Linked DNA regions of Homo sapiens: region 1 is linked to region 2. Evidence: read pairs that join two places in POLR2A ChIA-PET (ENCODE). Cell type or tissue: PC-3. All regions are shown on one strand.

Region 1 (8,000 bases), 310 kb after region 2:
AAGGGAAGATAGGGAAGAGATCCATCAGGACAGCGGAATGGGTAATCAAGGATATGGGGTTAGCTTCAAGTATGGTTTTCAATAGTACAATATAGAACTCTTTTTCATTGTTTTATGAATATTTGCCCAGTAGTAAACTAACACAAGGGATGGGCTGGACATATATTTAGGTAGCACAGAGCTTAAAAGTTTAGATAAGATGACTGGTTTTAAAAGGCTTATCTAAATATCGCCTATCAGCAAAACTGACTAAAACACTGGAAGACGGCCTGATCATGACAGAAGATTTTGGTCATTTGGGTCATCTACGTCAAAACCAGGAAGTAATTATATACAGATAGGTCCTGTAACTAATGATATGGAGGACATCTTCTAAACTCTCAGGAGCGTAGGTGAGCAAGGAGTTCCATGACGGCCCTATGATTCACCTGACACATCCCATAAGGATAAGCTGAGTCTCACACCTTATTCCAGGAACCCTGCTTCAGCCCTATTTATTGGCATTCTCCTGCTCATCGCTGAAAAGTAGACTCCTCTAGAGTGGAAACTAGCAGCTGTTTAAGCATCATCAGTGTAGTGTGCTGAAGTTTAGAGTAGAAAGCAAAGGGAACTTTTCCAATTAAAATCACAGGGATCACTCAAGAAGTTAATAAACAAGCCACATGTGGTGGCACACTCCTTTAGTCCTAGCTACTTGGGAAGCTTAGGCGGAAGGATCACTTGAGCCCAGGAGTTCGAGTGTGTAGTGAGTTATGATCATGCAACTGCACTCCAGCCTGGGTGACAGGAGCAAGACCCTGTCTCTAAAAAAAAAAAAAAAGTTGATAAACAGGGGTCCTCTGACAGTGTGCTCTGCAAAGATCCACCCTGAGCACCACGACATTAGAGAACCACAGATAGCCACTGAATGCCATTTCTTTTTAAAAACGTCATGAAAGTCTTTACGGACTTTCATGAGGTTTTTAAATATTTATGGAAATATTGGTGCTAGGAAAAAAGACTATGTGATGATGGCTTTGAACTTCTCATTCCAAATCATGTATTCCTTCCACTAATATTTGTCTAGCACCTGTACACCAAACATTGCCTAGGCATTGGAAACAGCAGTAATCAAGACAGTTCAGTTCTTTCCCATTTTATCTGGGGATGTAAGCCTAGCCTCAGATAAAAATAGGAAAATAGGAATTGCGTATCTTTCAAGTCTTTTCCAATCCTTATGCCCTAAGGTATGGCTTCAGTAGCAAGCCTCTTTGGTACTGAACACCAAGAGGCAAAAATAAGGAAACAGTTAAGTGGACAAATTCTGAGATACAGATTCAAATATTGGTTATACCATCTGCTAGCTATGAGACTTTTTGAAGTATATAACTTAGTGCCCAGTTTCCTCATCTGTAAAATGGGGAAAAATGATAATACCTGCATTATAGGATTTGTGAAGGAATTGAATAATAAAATCTATACAATTATTAAGCACAAAGAAAATGCACAATCAGTAGTAATTAAAATAACAAAAAGAGCAAGCACACATTGCTCCAGAACTTGGGGCCTCATACCATCTTTTGCTTGAGCAGACCTCAAAAGCACCACTAGCATCCTCCACCCAGACATGCTTTTCAAATCAGATTCTCCCAACCCCTTGAAGCCTTGCACTGTAGAGCACTCAAACTCTCTCATCCAAATTCTAGTCTTCTTATTTGATTTCTCAGGGCTGGAATCATTTGAAATGAATGGAGGCTAGAAAGGATCCTGTAGTTTGGGGGTTGCAAAGGACCAGCAATACCCTTGCTAGTTTGGGTGAAAAACTTATGAGAGCTAATGCTATAGGAAATCATGATATCAGAGAAATATACAGACATCTCAGAAAGAATGGTTTTTTTGAAATGTAATAACATTCTAAGACTGAAGAGAAATTCTGAACTATAAAAGCTAGACACCAAAGAACCCTTCACTAAGTAGTGGGTTTTATTTGTGGGGAGGGAGGGCTGGGAAGCATCTGCTGCAGTAGCATCATAGACCAACTATTACTAAGTGACAGCTGGCCCAATGATAGCAAAGGCTTTCCTTTCGGCAGGAACAACAAGGAGTTGCTGGATGTGGGTGCTAATTAGCCATGTTGACTTTGCAGTTATAATATCCATAAATATGATATTATTTTTATAGATTTAGCCCAATGGGGGCATAAAGCTGATTTGAGGTCACCTGATGTGATTTAGGTAAAGGATAGCAGATGAGTTTTGTCATGAGTACCAATCAGATGATGTGGTAGTGGGCAACTGAGACAGTGTCTGGGAAGGGTGTGAGGTTATACACAGACTTTGTAAGGAGAGTATGTGGTGAACTCTCTATCTATTGATGATTGGTCTGGGCAGATGAGCAGATAAGGAAGGAGTATTAACTTAATGCTACTAGTTGAAAATGAAGATTTAGGTTATTGTGGTTTTCCCCATTAGATTTTGTTTTTTTTAAAAAAGTAGACTTTAAGAGTCCAAGCAAGTTTATTCAATAGATAAGTCCAAATAAAATGACTTTAATATAAAAAAGTATTTTCCGTTTTTTTTTTTTTTTTGCTCAACAAGTTAACCATTATATTTTAGACGCTGTGCTGGATGTCAGTGGGAAGAAGAATAGAGGATATGGTCTTTACCCTCATAAGGCTTAGGTGGAGAGCTATAACTTAAATAATCATCCAGATAAACATAGAAGTGCAAACTGAAATAAATGTCCCAAGAAAAATATCAGGGAGCTACGTGTATATAACAAGGGGGCTTAACACTTCCTCAGTAACTAGTTTGGAAATTATGTGCATAGCTTCCTCCTAGGGGGACAAGTACAAACATCTTCATTCAATTAGTAATAGGTATTGGAAGTCAAGTACTGAGTTAGTTGTTGAACATACAAAAATTTAAAAGACATTGCAACTCTCTGGACTTACTCTCTCAGTGATCTCTTCCCATCCCAAGGCACTGAATACCATCACCTGATGATATTCAATTGATGACTGAATGAGATCAAACTGATGACTCCCAGAAGTATATTTCTAGTGAGAACATCTTCAGTTGCTTTTACAGCATGGGCATCTGCATTTTTAATTGAGAACTTGCTCTTCTCATCCAACCTACCTCCTCCCTCTCTCCCTCCCTCAGTCTTCCCCCATCTCAATCAATGGTAACTCCACCCATTCTTTTGCTCAGGCCAAAACACTTGTATTCATCTTTGACCCTTCCTTTTCTCTCACAACACTCATTCAACCCATCAGCAAAGACTGTTACCACTACATTGAAAATAGTTACAGAATCCATCCACTTCTCACCACTCCCACTGCAACTCCACTGGTTCAAGTCACCATTATTACTCACTTGGATTGTTACTGTGGTCTATTAACTGGTCTTTCACCTTGTGCTTGTGCCTCCTTCAATTTATTCTCTTCAAAATAAATGCAATACCTAGAGAGATCTCTTTAAAATATAAATCAGGTCAAAATATAAGTCAAAGTTCTTCCTGTAACCTTACACAATCCCAGTGGTCTGGCCTTCAGTCAACTCTCTGACCTCATCTCTTACTACTCTTCCCTTTGTTTGTCTCCTTGTCCATACATTCTAGTCACACTGGCCTCCTCACTGTCATTCACATAGTAAGTGCCTTCTTGCCTCAGGGCCTAAGCACCTGCTGATCCTTCTTACAAGAACAATCTCTGTCTACATTTCGAACACCGCATATCCCTCCCTCTTCTAGCTCTTTACTCAGGAGTCACCTGCTCAGGAAACCTTGCTCCTGAGATATCCTATCTGAAACTTCAACTGTCCTTCCCCTAACACTTTTTCTTTTTTTGAGACAGGTTCTCACTCTGTCACTTAGATTGCAGTGTAGTGGCACAATCACAGCTCACTGCAGGCTTGACACTCCAGGCTCAAGCAACCCTCCCGTCTCAGCTTCCTGAGTAGCTGGGACTATAGGCATGCACCACCACACCTGGATAATTTTTTTAAAACATTTTTTGTGGAGACAAGGTCTTGCTGTGTTGCCCAGGCTGGTTGTGAACTCTCAGGAGCTGATTTACTCATTAGTCACAGTGCATAGGGCCCATAATACTTTCAGGGTCCCACAAAATTGTTTTAATTTTAACTTCATTTAAAATCAGAAGAAAAAAAGAATATAAAATAATGAATCCAGCCTGGACTAGAATTGTTTTTATACGAATACAGTCTTCAAATAAAAATTCTAGCATTTCTACATAGAGGAAGGGTCCCATAGAAGCAATATGCCTAAGGCCCATGAAAATCACATGAAGCCCTGGGAGAGACAGACAATAAACAAGATTTAAAAGTAAAATATACACATGCTCCTCGACTTATGATGGGGCTACATCCCAATAAACCCATTGTAAGTGGAAAATAATATAAGTTGAATTATGACATTTTCAATTTAAAGGTGGGTTTATTTGGATGTAAACCCATCATAAATTGAGAAGCATACTGAATGCACATGGCTTTTGCATCATTATGAATTCAGAAAATCATGTGTAAGTAACTATTGTTAGATTTGGGGACTGTCTGTATAGTGTATTAGAGAAAGAAACAAATCAAGAAATGGGAATTAAAAGTGTTTGGCAAAGGAGGCTGGGCATGGTGGCTCACTCCTAAGAACACTTTGGGAGGCCAATGCAGAAAGATCAATTTGAACCAGGTGATGTGAGAGAGAGTGGTGGTCCCTGGACTTTGGTAACAGTGAAGCAGGAAATTTTCCCTGACCCATTTGCAGGCAAGAACTGGAGTGCACAGGCATCATCAGGGGCAAACTGCATTCACTCGAACTCACTGCACTCAATCTCTCTGCGGGAGGGAGCATGCAGGTGAGCGGGTGCAGGAGCCGGGGCGAGTGCTTTGGGCACCAGCAGGAATTAACTCCATGCTGGATCTGCAGCAGCATCTAGGAGGGTGCCCACGACCCCTGAAGCCCCAGAAGGAGTGTTATAGTCAGTACTCTTTTAGCTTCGCAATCCTTGGATGGTTTAGGTGTTAAGAGCTCAGTGGAGGGTCAGTGTGACAGCCTTTTGCACCTGCACCCGAGTTCGTGACCAGCGTCCTGGAGGAAAGAGGTCACACGAACAAATTGGAGATGGTAAATGCAGGGGATTTTATTGCCAATGAAAGTGGCTCTCAGTGGAAAAGGGAGCTAAAAAGGAGACAGAGTGGGAAGGTAATCTTCCCCCAAAGTCCAGCCGTCCTTAGCCAGACTCCTCTCCAAAGCAATGCCGTCAAACTGCTCCTTTGAAGTCAAGCTGCTTCTCTTTGAGGTCCAACTGTAGTCTCTGGCATCCAGCTGCTTCTCTTCTTCTCCCTCTGCCAGCAAAGCCTGGGAATTTTATGGGCACAGAATGGGGGGCAGGGTAGGCCATGGGTGATTTTGGAAAAGGCAGCATTCAAGTGGGAAAGCGGGGATGTGAAGTTCTCACTTTGGGCTGTGGTTCTAGCTTGAGGGTGAGGTCCTCGCCAGGGACCTGCCCTCTTCTGCCCAGAATTCCCCTGCCTCCTGTCCCTGTCAACAGGTACCAAAAGGCCTGTTCCTTCAAGACACTCTTCTCTGTTGCAGACATCTCACTCTGAACCCTCACAAGGGCAAGCAGAGCAAGTATGTGGCAGCTAAGCAAGTATTGGTAAAGGTTAGTATGATGGCTTGAAGATATCTCACAGAGACTATTTCCTGTGTTCTGCTGACCTTGTCAACAAGTGTGCTCTACTTCAGACAGTTCTATTTTAGAAGATGTTCTCTTACATGTCTGTGACATGAAGTGAGGCTGTCTCATTAACTAGGGCTTTTAAATACAGCAGTTATATTCTATCAGGAAATATCTTTGAAAGACTCCATTTCAAACTATACATATAAGGCAATTCTGCCACATGTCCCCAAGAAGGCTCTAAAACCATACAGTTGAGGTCGCTGGAGCAACAACCAGCAATGTCTTCTCTAGGTTATAGATTATATTTGAGAAATTAAAATTGTTTCACCTTTAAATTGTCAAGTTTATCTGTATTTTTATCTTGGGTGATGTTTGTGTGTTCTACAAATTAGAAGATAATCCATGAGTTTCTTTTCTTTCAAACCCTCACTTTGTCCATTATATAGCAAGGGTCACAATTTAATTTATATCATGTTTACCCCAGGATTCAGAGTGGGTGAACAATCATGAGTAGTCTATTCATATCAGGGGTCCAGGAACATCCTGAGAAAAACTCATTTTTTTTCTTTAGAGGAAAAAGCATCAAGACTCACAAGTTTCATTCAAGAACAATGAGGAAGTTTTTGAAGGGAGAGGGGAATTGAAATTGAGTACAATATTTGTCATATGTTTACTATAATCTCCCCCACCACACAGAAGAATGTAGGTTTTATGAGAGCAAGGACTTCATCTATTTTGCTCACTGATATGTCCCTAACCTAGAACAAAGTGTGTACATTGCAGGTGCTCAGTAAGTATGTGTTGAATAACTGAATGAATTGCACAGATTTCTCTGAATGGTCACATGAGGGAGGTACAAAAACGAAAGCATTAGTCCTGTTTTGCGAACTCTGAAGGCACAACACAGCTGCTGGACTGCTGATAGAAGTTTGAACAGTGGCCAGAGAGAGCGCTGGCACCTTCAGAAGGTTGTACCCTTACACCAACATCAATGTTCTTGGCTTCAGACATGGCAGCCATGAGCAAAAGTAGTGAGTGGCATTAGAGGTCGTGGCCTTGGTAGCCCCTGGCAGAAGAGCTACTGCTTTTAATAGTGATGGAAGACATTAGTCCCTGGGAAGCAGAGCTGAGAGGGAAAAAAATGGAACCCACAAGGGAATCAAGAAAAGTAGTTCGTGACTCAATAATCTCAAGTACCAAACATCACTATGTTCTAAGGTAGTTATTTTTGTGCACTAGGACCTGTCTTGAATTGACTGTTGATCTTGAAAGTTGATTTGCCTTGCCTGCAGCCATCCAGCTTCCTGCTTTTAAAAGGATTCTTACTGGCATTAGAAGATATTTTGTAATGAGTCCTGAAAACATCAATAAGAAAACAGCAAGTTCCAACGATGTTCCCTTATTGCGACAAAATTACCTTGGGCTAATCCTGCCCTAAGTCATTATTTCATACAGTGTCAGGGACTCAAAAGGAACATTATTGAACCACGATTTTTGGCTTGTAAGTACTCCTGAAGTCTCTGTCCCTTCTCAGGCAACATACATTTTTATAAGGACTATTTATAAACAATATCTACATCTTTATCATTTAACCCCGATGTCAAATTTGGAAAGGGAATTAGAGGTCAGCCAGGAGTGAACTACAGCTCAGAGATGAGCAAATTGAGGAGGGACCCTCAGAGGGGGCATATTTCAGTGCCCCTCATGCCACACCACTGACCTGTGTGGAGGGCTGTTCTAGGATTGTAATCATTAGTGTCTTCTCTCTGGTCCCTGCTAGATCAAAATTTAGCCATGGATAAACCCAGTTAGGACTTGAGAGAAACATAATGGTCTTCTTTCTTTTTAGAAGAGTCTGTGAGATCCTTAAGAACTAGTCGTGGACTGGGACCAAATGGGCAGATGTTGGGGCCAGAAGAAGATAAACTAGCACTGGAGCTGGAGAAGTACCCACAAAGGAGGCTGACACCTGGAGGGGCATCCCTTTCATGGGATTTGGATCATAATCTCAAAAGACACAATCCTGAACACCACAATCCCAAATGTTGAAATCCCAAAAGATCAAAATCCCTAAAGTCTAAAATCCCCAAAATCACAATCACAGGAATCAGATAAATTTTAAAAAGAGCAGCACCACATAGAAAATGAATATGAACATATTCTCCAAGAAAAGCCATGTCCTAAAAGAAAGAAAAAGCAGCTATTCATTGTAATGCGAGACTTCAAAATGCAGTTAATGATTGTAAAAGCTGGCCATCTCTTATAGAGTATCTCTGTGCAATTTCCCATAACCTATCCCTGTAACATACTTTTTCATATGTTG
Region 2 (8,000 bases):
TCTTTAGGCCATGTTTCTTAACACCAGCTGAACATTAGAATCACCTGGAGAGTTTTTAAGCATTACCAATTCCCTAGAACCTCTACAGGCTAATTAAATCAGAAACTCTGAGGATGGAACCCTAGCTTGGAGAGTGTTTAAAAGCTCCCTGGGTGATTCTCCTGTGCATCAGAGGTTAATAACCCCTGCCTTACAGTTGTTCTCAAAGGGTAAACCTGGAGACCAGTAGCATCAGCATTATCTGGGAACTTGGTAGAGATGCAGATCTTCAGGCCCCATCCCAGATCTACTGAATCAAAATCTCTGGGGGTGGGGCCTAGCAAGCTTTATTTTAAGAAGCTGCCAGGTGATTCTGGTGTTTGTTCAAGTTTGAGAACCACTGCCTTACAATATTTTGTCAAAGAGCTATCCTCTACCTAAACACTGAAAACAGCTTCAAAGCCATTTTATTCTCTGAAATTAAAAAAGCTACTTGAGAAACATACTTTGCATTTGAAAAAATAAAAGCTACAGCAAATAAATCCAAACTAAAAGAAGGAGTGGGGGAAATTCACTTAATTCATTTTTTCTTCAGTTTCCCTTCATTTTTCATTGATTTTTTTCCCTTCTTTTCTATTGATCAAATGCTGGAGTTTTCAGAGTGCTGGCCTGATGTAAGTAAGTCCCCTTTCTCTTTAATTGTGTGAGACACGTGTGAGCACAGAAATATGAGTTACAGATTTACACGTATTAATCTTTGTGAGAGCAGCATTCTCCAAGTATCATGCAAGCCTCATGTGACCTTCTTGGGTGCCACAGGCAGGCATAAGTTGTTTACATTAGCAAATATGTTTCAACTAAAACACATGTTGGCAGTTAGCACTCTCTCAGCTCCTCATATAAGCCATTCTGTAGAGAGTGAGACTTCGTTAGAAGAGTTTGAATTTGAAAAGTGTCTTTTTAAAATTTATTTATTTAATATTTATTTATTTTATTTAATTTATGTATTTATTTTTTGAGACAGAGTCTTACTTTGTCACCCAGGTTGCAGTGCAGTGCTGCATTCTTGGTTCACTGCAACCTCTGCTTCCTGGGTTCAAGCCATTCTCCTACCTCAGCCTCCCAAGTAGCTGGGATTACAGGCACCCGCCACCACACCCGTTTAATTTTTATATTTTTAGTAGAGATGGGGTTTCACCATGTTGGCCAGGTTGGTCTCAAACTCCTGACCTCATGCGATCTGCCCGCCTCAGCCTCCCAAAGTGCTGGGATTACAGGCATGAGCCGCTGAGCCTGGCTAGACATAAAAGTGTCTTTCATATCTAACAAATGAAGAACTCAATACATTTGGATGTTAGATTTTCAAGTGTCCATGGAATATGAGGAGTTAACGTGACTGATCCAAAGCTGTCAAGTAAGATGTTTAGAGCTCTCTGAGCCACACTTTGAGTAGACATCTTAGTATAAACACTTGTGGGAAAGATGTACAGGAAATCTATTATTTAGAAGCCAACAGAAAGAGCCCCTCTTGCGGAATTGGGGACATCAACAGTCTGGATATGTGCAATTCTGAAGAGATGATGGATGTCATTAGAGTGACAAAGGCTGAGGACAAGCAAGTCATTTTCATAAGGCAGAACTGCTACTCAGCTTGTGGGGCCAACCTTTTGCTACAAAATGTAAATACTTCTATATTGACCAGTAAATAGCTGAATCTCTGAGCTCCCACAATGTGACCTCATTGAGCTAGCCACCTTGATGCTTCCCCGGGGTCTCCTTATGTCCCCACTCCTATTGTGTAGCTGCAGAAGTGATGCCAGGCAGGGCAGGGTGTTCCTGGGCCCTGCTGAAACAGTGCAGCTGGCATCTGTTCTGATGACCAGTGCCCAAGCCATATAGCTTTTTACGTGTTTGAGTAGCACCCCTATGTCCATAAGCCTCAAAAATGACCCAAAAAGGAAGAAAATAAATTTCAAGTGATGTAAGAAATTTTTAAGGTATTTAATGTCTCAGCTTCACACCAATCTATTTTTGTTCTACAATGAAATGCCCTTAAACATATACATTCTTAAAAGCGGAGGTAGTTTCCCTCCAACAAGGCCCCGTTCCTAATAGTAGCATGGGCATTGGCAGTGTTCACAGTGGCTATCATGGTCACAGTCATGGTCACACTTGTATTGACATTCCGCCCTCCTTGCTTCTCTCACAGCACATATCTCCTAACCAGAGTACCATGGATCACCAAACTGAAGAGGGTTTCTTCTCTCAGAGCAAGTATTGAAAAGAGCACGAAGGGGCTTGGGAAAAAATGCCTAAAAATTGCAAGCTTTATAGTTTGAATGTGAAAACTTGCATGATCTCTTTTTTTTTTTTTTCTGCCTTTATTTCAAAGCATTTATCTCTGCTATACTGAAAGCACAGTTTTCCCAATGCACATGTCCTGATCAGCTGTCGATGAGCTACGTTGCAGATTTGTAAGCCAGGAGTCTTTTTCTGATTAACCATCCTCACCCTTCTCTTTCAAGCCTATCTGGATAATCCAGAGAAAGGGGAAGCAGTGAGGAAGCACATGGTACTACGCAGTCAAGCAGAGTGTCAACTCCTTCTTGACAGTAGGGCCTGACTGTCTGAAGCAGGTTCAGCCACAGTCATATAGCCTCTGAAAAATTGCTTTCAAGCCCTCACCTCCCAAACCTGTTCAATCAGCTTTGCCTGTTGTCTAATCTACACCCACCAATTCTCTCCAGTTCTGTTTTCATTCTCTGCCAGCTCTCTAGGCTAGAGGCTTTACCAGTTCCTTTACTTCCTGTTCCACCCTTGACCCCTGTGTCCCATGGCTTCATACCCTACAGCCTCAGAACAATGGCTCCCACATATCCAGCCTCAGCTCCTGGAAGCCCACATGAGCAGCACCCCCAACACACAGCCCCAGCCCCCAAACTACTGCTTACTCGAAGGGAGAAAAGGGAGGGTGTCCAGGTTTTTTTCCACATCACTATGACATTTTCACAAGGGGAGTTGCTGACCTCAGGATCATTCACTCCTCTCCACCTTGTACTGCCATTTAATCAGCTACTTTTAAGCACCAGCTCTTTACAAGTTGACTTCTAAGAGCTTTGGAATCCATGCCTTACCAGAACTTAAATTATTAGCGGAATTACTGATGAGTCAGAATAAACACAAAAGAAAAAGGCATTTTAAGACCTCTGCCAAAAAAAAAAAAAAAAAAAAAAAGATTCAAGTAAATGTAAATATCTATCATTTTCAGCATGGAAAAAAAAGTTCCCTTTATATGCCTCTTTCTTATGTAGCTGCTAATAAAGAATTTCTATTCAATATAAGCCCCCGAAGCATGTGTCCTGTGAAAAGTTCAGCTTCCTTTTCTAGGTTATTCATTTTTTTTAATTCTAGACAATGACATTAGTTTAGAACCCAAGACTTTGCTTTAGTCCTCTCATCCAAATTCTGATGAAGTTTACTGTGTAAAGAGGATTAACTTTAACATTTAATTTAAACACTATAAGGATTATATTATCCATAAATGTCAGTAAATAAGTATTATCTTTATCATTTGGTATACAAGATGTAACACTCTTGTGCCCCCGCCCCCCTTGCTTTTTCAATAACAGTTTGCAAGCTTGGTTCAGGGTGGAGTTTTTAAGAAACTGGTGTGTGACCAGCAATATAGGTTAAAGGTCCATTTGGCTATTAAATTCCTTTATTTTTTCCCACTTAATCTAGGCTTATGTAAGTTCTGGTTTTTAGTGAATCAGCCCCATAGCAATACTGCTCAGACCTGTATTGCTTATCAAGCACTTCTATATCAATCCCTGCCAGTGAGAAAGAAACAAGAAATTAGATTTACCACGGCAGCAGGAAACTTCAATCTAGGAATCTCTGCTTATCAATTTGTTCTTTATCACAAATATTTTTTGATTCTTCCTAATTTTATTATCACATTCCCTGTTGTTATTATGACTCCATTAACAGATCTGGCTATAAATTCATTAAAACTAGAGCTCTTGACAAACTCACTATAAAATTCTTCACCTTAGACCATTATCCCAAATCTCACCTCTACTGGAATTACAAGGTTAATAAAGAGAATTAGATTTCCAACATCACCCAAAAGTCTTACTTTCCTTATCAGTTATTTCATTTTGCAATATCAATATCAGGATTTTACACCACTTATTAAATGCTTCCAGAACCTTCTTCAGTGACCTTACCTAGACATGTGTTTACAAAATAATATAAAGTATTAATGATGTTGCAAGGCAAAGCATTGGAATATGTAAAAATGAAAGAAGAGGGATGAAAATTAACCAGTGCTCCCTTGATTTCTAATGTTCCAAATCAGAGTTTTCACTTTGGAAAATAGCAAAACAAATAAAGATATGCTTCTTAATTAACTGTGTTTAAAATTGAACTAGATTTCAATAGGTTCCCCCTAAAGCATATTAATAATAATAATAGCTACCAGTAAATAAAGCATGATCAGCCACCTCTTCTCTGTTGCCTTTGAGCCTCTAAGCATCAGCTGCCTCCGGGACTCTTGGCGCTTTATTTTGCTCCAGCTGCTGCCTCTATGACCATCTCCACAGGAGCTCCTCCCAGCCACCTAGGCTCACTGTACCTCAACACCACCCAGAGCTCCTCACCCCTCATGCTCTGCACACCTCTTACCTCTCATCATGCAGAGTCCCTGCTGCCTGGAGTACAAAATGTTCAAGACTTCCTCCTCAACACACATGAGCAACTCCAAAGTGAAAGAGAGTTAATACCCATGCAACAAACATGGAGACTAGGAAACAGTAGATAAATTGTTTTCCTTGCCATCTCCATAAACTTCCCTAGGATGCAGCAATTCACATGCCCTTTCAGGAGACAGTGCCATGAGACTGTCTGTACACCAAGTAGATGCAGGCTTGGTAACACCTACTTATACTGGCTTCTTCCTTCGTCACCCTTTTTCCCTTACTCCTGTTTCCCTGGGATTGCATTCCTTTATCATGTCCTTTTATTTAAAACAGGTGTTACATAAGCTTTTGCCTCAGTCCATTTTCTGGGAGACCTTGTTACATTAATTAACTATTCCTGCATGGCAAACTACAAAATCTCAGTGGCATATGACCAGAAGGATTTAATTCTCACTTCCAAATTTGCCAGTCAGCTGGGGCAACTTTGCTTCACTCTGCAGTTGTTAAAATGGCTCTGCTCCTAGCTGTGGGTCTGACTGGGCTTAGCTCCTTGCTGCATGTTGTGCTATAGTCAACTCCACATGTATGCATTGATGTATTAATTATGGAGCTCAGACTGAAGGAGCAATACCTTCCAAGGGAAGTTCTTGTAGAAGTGGCATTGGTACAAGATGTCAGCACAATGGCAAAGCACCATTCAAGCCCCTGCTTGTGTCACATCAGCTAACATCCCATAGACAAAAGCAAGCCACATGCCTGAGTCCAGGTAAAGAGGAGGAGAGTGCATCTAGTGAGAAAATGCAAAGTCATATAGCAAAAGGCGTGGGTATAGGGAGGGATGTAGAAATTAAACTAATAATTCAATCTACCATACCTGGTTAAGATAAGTAAGCAATCTTGCAACATACTTAAACAGTCATCTCTAGTTTACAAATGAAAAAAATAACTGTCCCAAGAGATAAAGCAACTTTCCCAAAATCCCACTTATGACGGAGCCAGAATGCTAACACAAGTCAAGTCTATCAGACTCAAAAGCCTTGTTTATTGACAGATTGCAACTGGATGCCCACAGTGATCCAGGAAGCATGCAGTGTATTAAGGATACCAAGGCCTATTAAAAGTATCATTCTGTCCTCAAAGAGTATACTGGCTAGAGGCAAGAAATACAGGCAGACAAATGTAGTACAATAATTGCTATAATGGTAGTATGGGCAAGCTTGGTTGAGTGTGTGGAAGATGGGCAGGCAAGACCGAACTCTAGGGACAGTTAGAAGAGCCCTCACTTTTCACATTTTCCACCACAGCAAGCTGCTTGTTTCCAGCACAGCCTGTTTCCTACCTAACCAGGATATTTGTTCTTCAAGAGCATTAGTATAAATAGAGCTAAGAAATTCCTGCATGCCTGACTGTGTAGGAATGCCTTGGGCTTTATTTATGGAAAAGATAGAAATGTGGACATTCCTTCTCCAATTGAGATCAGTTTCTTGTATAAGTAACAAAAGATAAAGTAGACCTTCCTGACACTCTTTCTTACTGGGAAAACTGGCTAGACATACGCAGAAAACTGAAACTGGACCCCTTCCTTATGCCTTATACAAAAATTAACTCAAGATGGATTAAAGACTTAAATGTAAAACGCAAAACCATAAAAACTCTAGAAAAATACCTAGGCAATTCCATTCAGGGCATAGGCAGGGCAAAGACTTCATGACTAAAACACCGAAAGCAATTGCAACAAAAGCCAAAATTGACAAATGGGATCTAATTAAACTAAACAGCTTCTGCATGCAGAGCAAAAGAAACTAGCATCAGAGTGAACAGGCAACCTACAAAATGGGAGAAAATTTTGCAATCTACCCATCTGAAAAAGGTCTAATTTCCAGAATCTACAAGGAACTTAAACAAATTTACAACAAGAAAAAAAAAACCCATCAAAAAGTGAGCAAAGGATATGAACAGACACTTCTCAAAAGAAGACATTTATGCAGCCAACAAACATATGAAAAAAAGCTCATCATCACTGATCATTAGAGACATGCAAATCAAAACAGTGTATCACATTCTAAGAACAAGAGGAAGCCATTTAGTATTTAGAAGTCTAGAGAGGAGGTGAGAAAGAGTGACAAGAACCAATTTATCCCAATCAACATGGGAATGAATGCTCCTCCTAAACCCCGCAAGAGATATATTGAGAGTAAAATGCTCACCAACTAGTGAATCTCCCACTGGTGGAATAATTTAATAAAATTTGTATGAAAATGAAGCATATATTTGTAAATCACGCACACAAAATGCACTGTCACCTGACTAAGGCCCATTCATACTAGTGGTAAATCAGTTTGATACACTTATAAAAGTAAGTCAATACCCAGTGTGTTATTTTAATAACTGATTTTAATACAGTGCCATTCTGCAAAATTGATAAATGGTGTTTGTAATAGCTTATTTATTGCCAAAGCTAAGTGCTGTTTTTTGTTACTATGTAAGCTAAGTTCCTTCTGAAAAGAATGAAATACTCATCTATTTGCCCAGGAAAGATGGTATTATTTTAAGCAAAAACCATTAATTTGATTTTCATTGATGAACTTTAGCCAGTTGATAAATCTTCAAAGGGAAACTTATACCTATATATGAGCACAGTTGGATTTCTGATATGTTAATAAGATTGCTCCCATGAAGACTCTCAGCAAGATACATAAACTCTGGGAGAAAATGCCTCTTTTTCTAGATGACATATTAATGGTTTTAATGACTTCTTCCAAGCCTGGCATAAACATAGTGCCCAAGAAGAAATTATTGGGTCTGTGTTTAAATTATCATTTTATAACTTAGATAAATCTCCTATTTATTTTTTAAAGTGTTATCCTTTGTGTTAATTTCCTCAGGCTGTCATAACAAATACCACTAACTTGGTGGCTTAAAACCACAGAAATTTATTATCTCAGTGTTCAGAAGTCCAAAGTCACCATATCCATAGGCTCTAGAATAGCATGTGTGAATGTGCTAAGACAAAGAGTCTAGCTTCTTCAGGGAACTGAGAAAAGGCACCTGAGGCTCAGGCAATGTGTGTTGGTGAGGAAGGGGTATCATGAGGCAAGACATGGAGGATTCTTCCTTGCCCCTTCCAGCTTCTGGTGGCTCCTGGCATCCCTTGGCTTGTGGCAGCATCATTCCAATCTCTGCTTCTGTCTTCACATGGCCTCCTCCCCTGTGTCTCTGTGTCTCAAGTCTCCTTCTCCTTTCTCTTATAAGTACCCATTATTTGGCCCATCCTGCTCAGACAGACTTTTTCCTCAAACATTTTACCTCAAACTGCGGCAA

What was found. ChIA-PET counts read pairs that join two places held together with the same protein. Peaks named below come from ENCODE experiments on the same cell type or tissue, not always from the same donor. Only the 100,000 strongest peaks of a DNase experiment are listed, where the experiment ranks them.
Region 1: POLR2A ChIA-PET joins it to region 2 with 24 read pairs; 1 of 35 experiments calls an interaction of 5 or more read pairs at or near these places.

What each region holds. Positions count from the first base shown.
Region 1 is chr4:110,353,294-110,361,293 of GRCh38, reverse strand. No RefSeq gene overlaps it. Among named protein-coding and RNA genes, the nearest start is that of ENPEP, 120 kb to the left of the region's middle. In PC-3, no CTCF peak of the experiment used is centred here; a DNase peak (open chromatin) is centred at 3,603.
Region 2 is chr4:110,659,023-110,667,022 of GRCh38, reverse strand. No RefSeq gene overlaps it. Among named protein-coding and RNA genes, the nearest start is that of PITX2, 40 kb to the right of the region's middle. In PC-3, no CTCF peak of the experiment used is centred here; a DNase peak (open chromatin) is centred at 3,062; H3K27ac peaks cover 684 bases.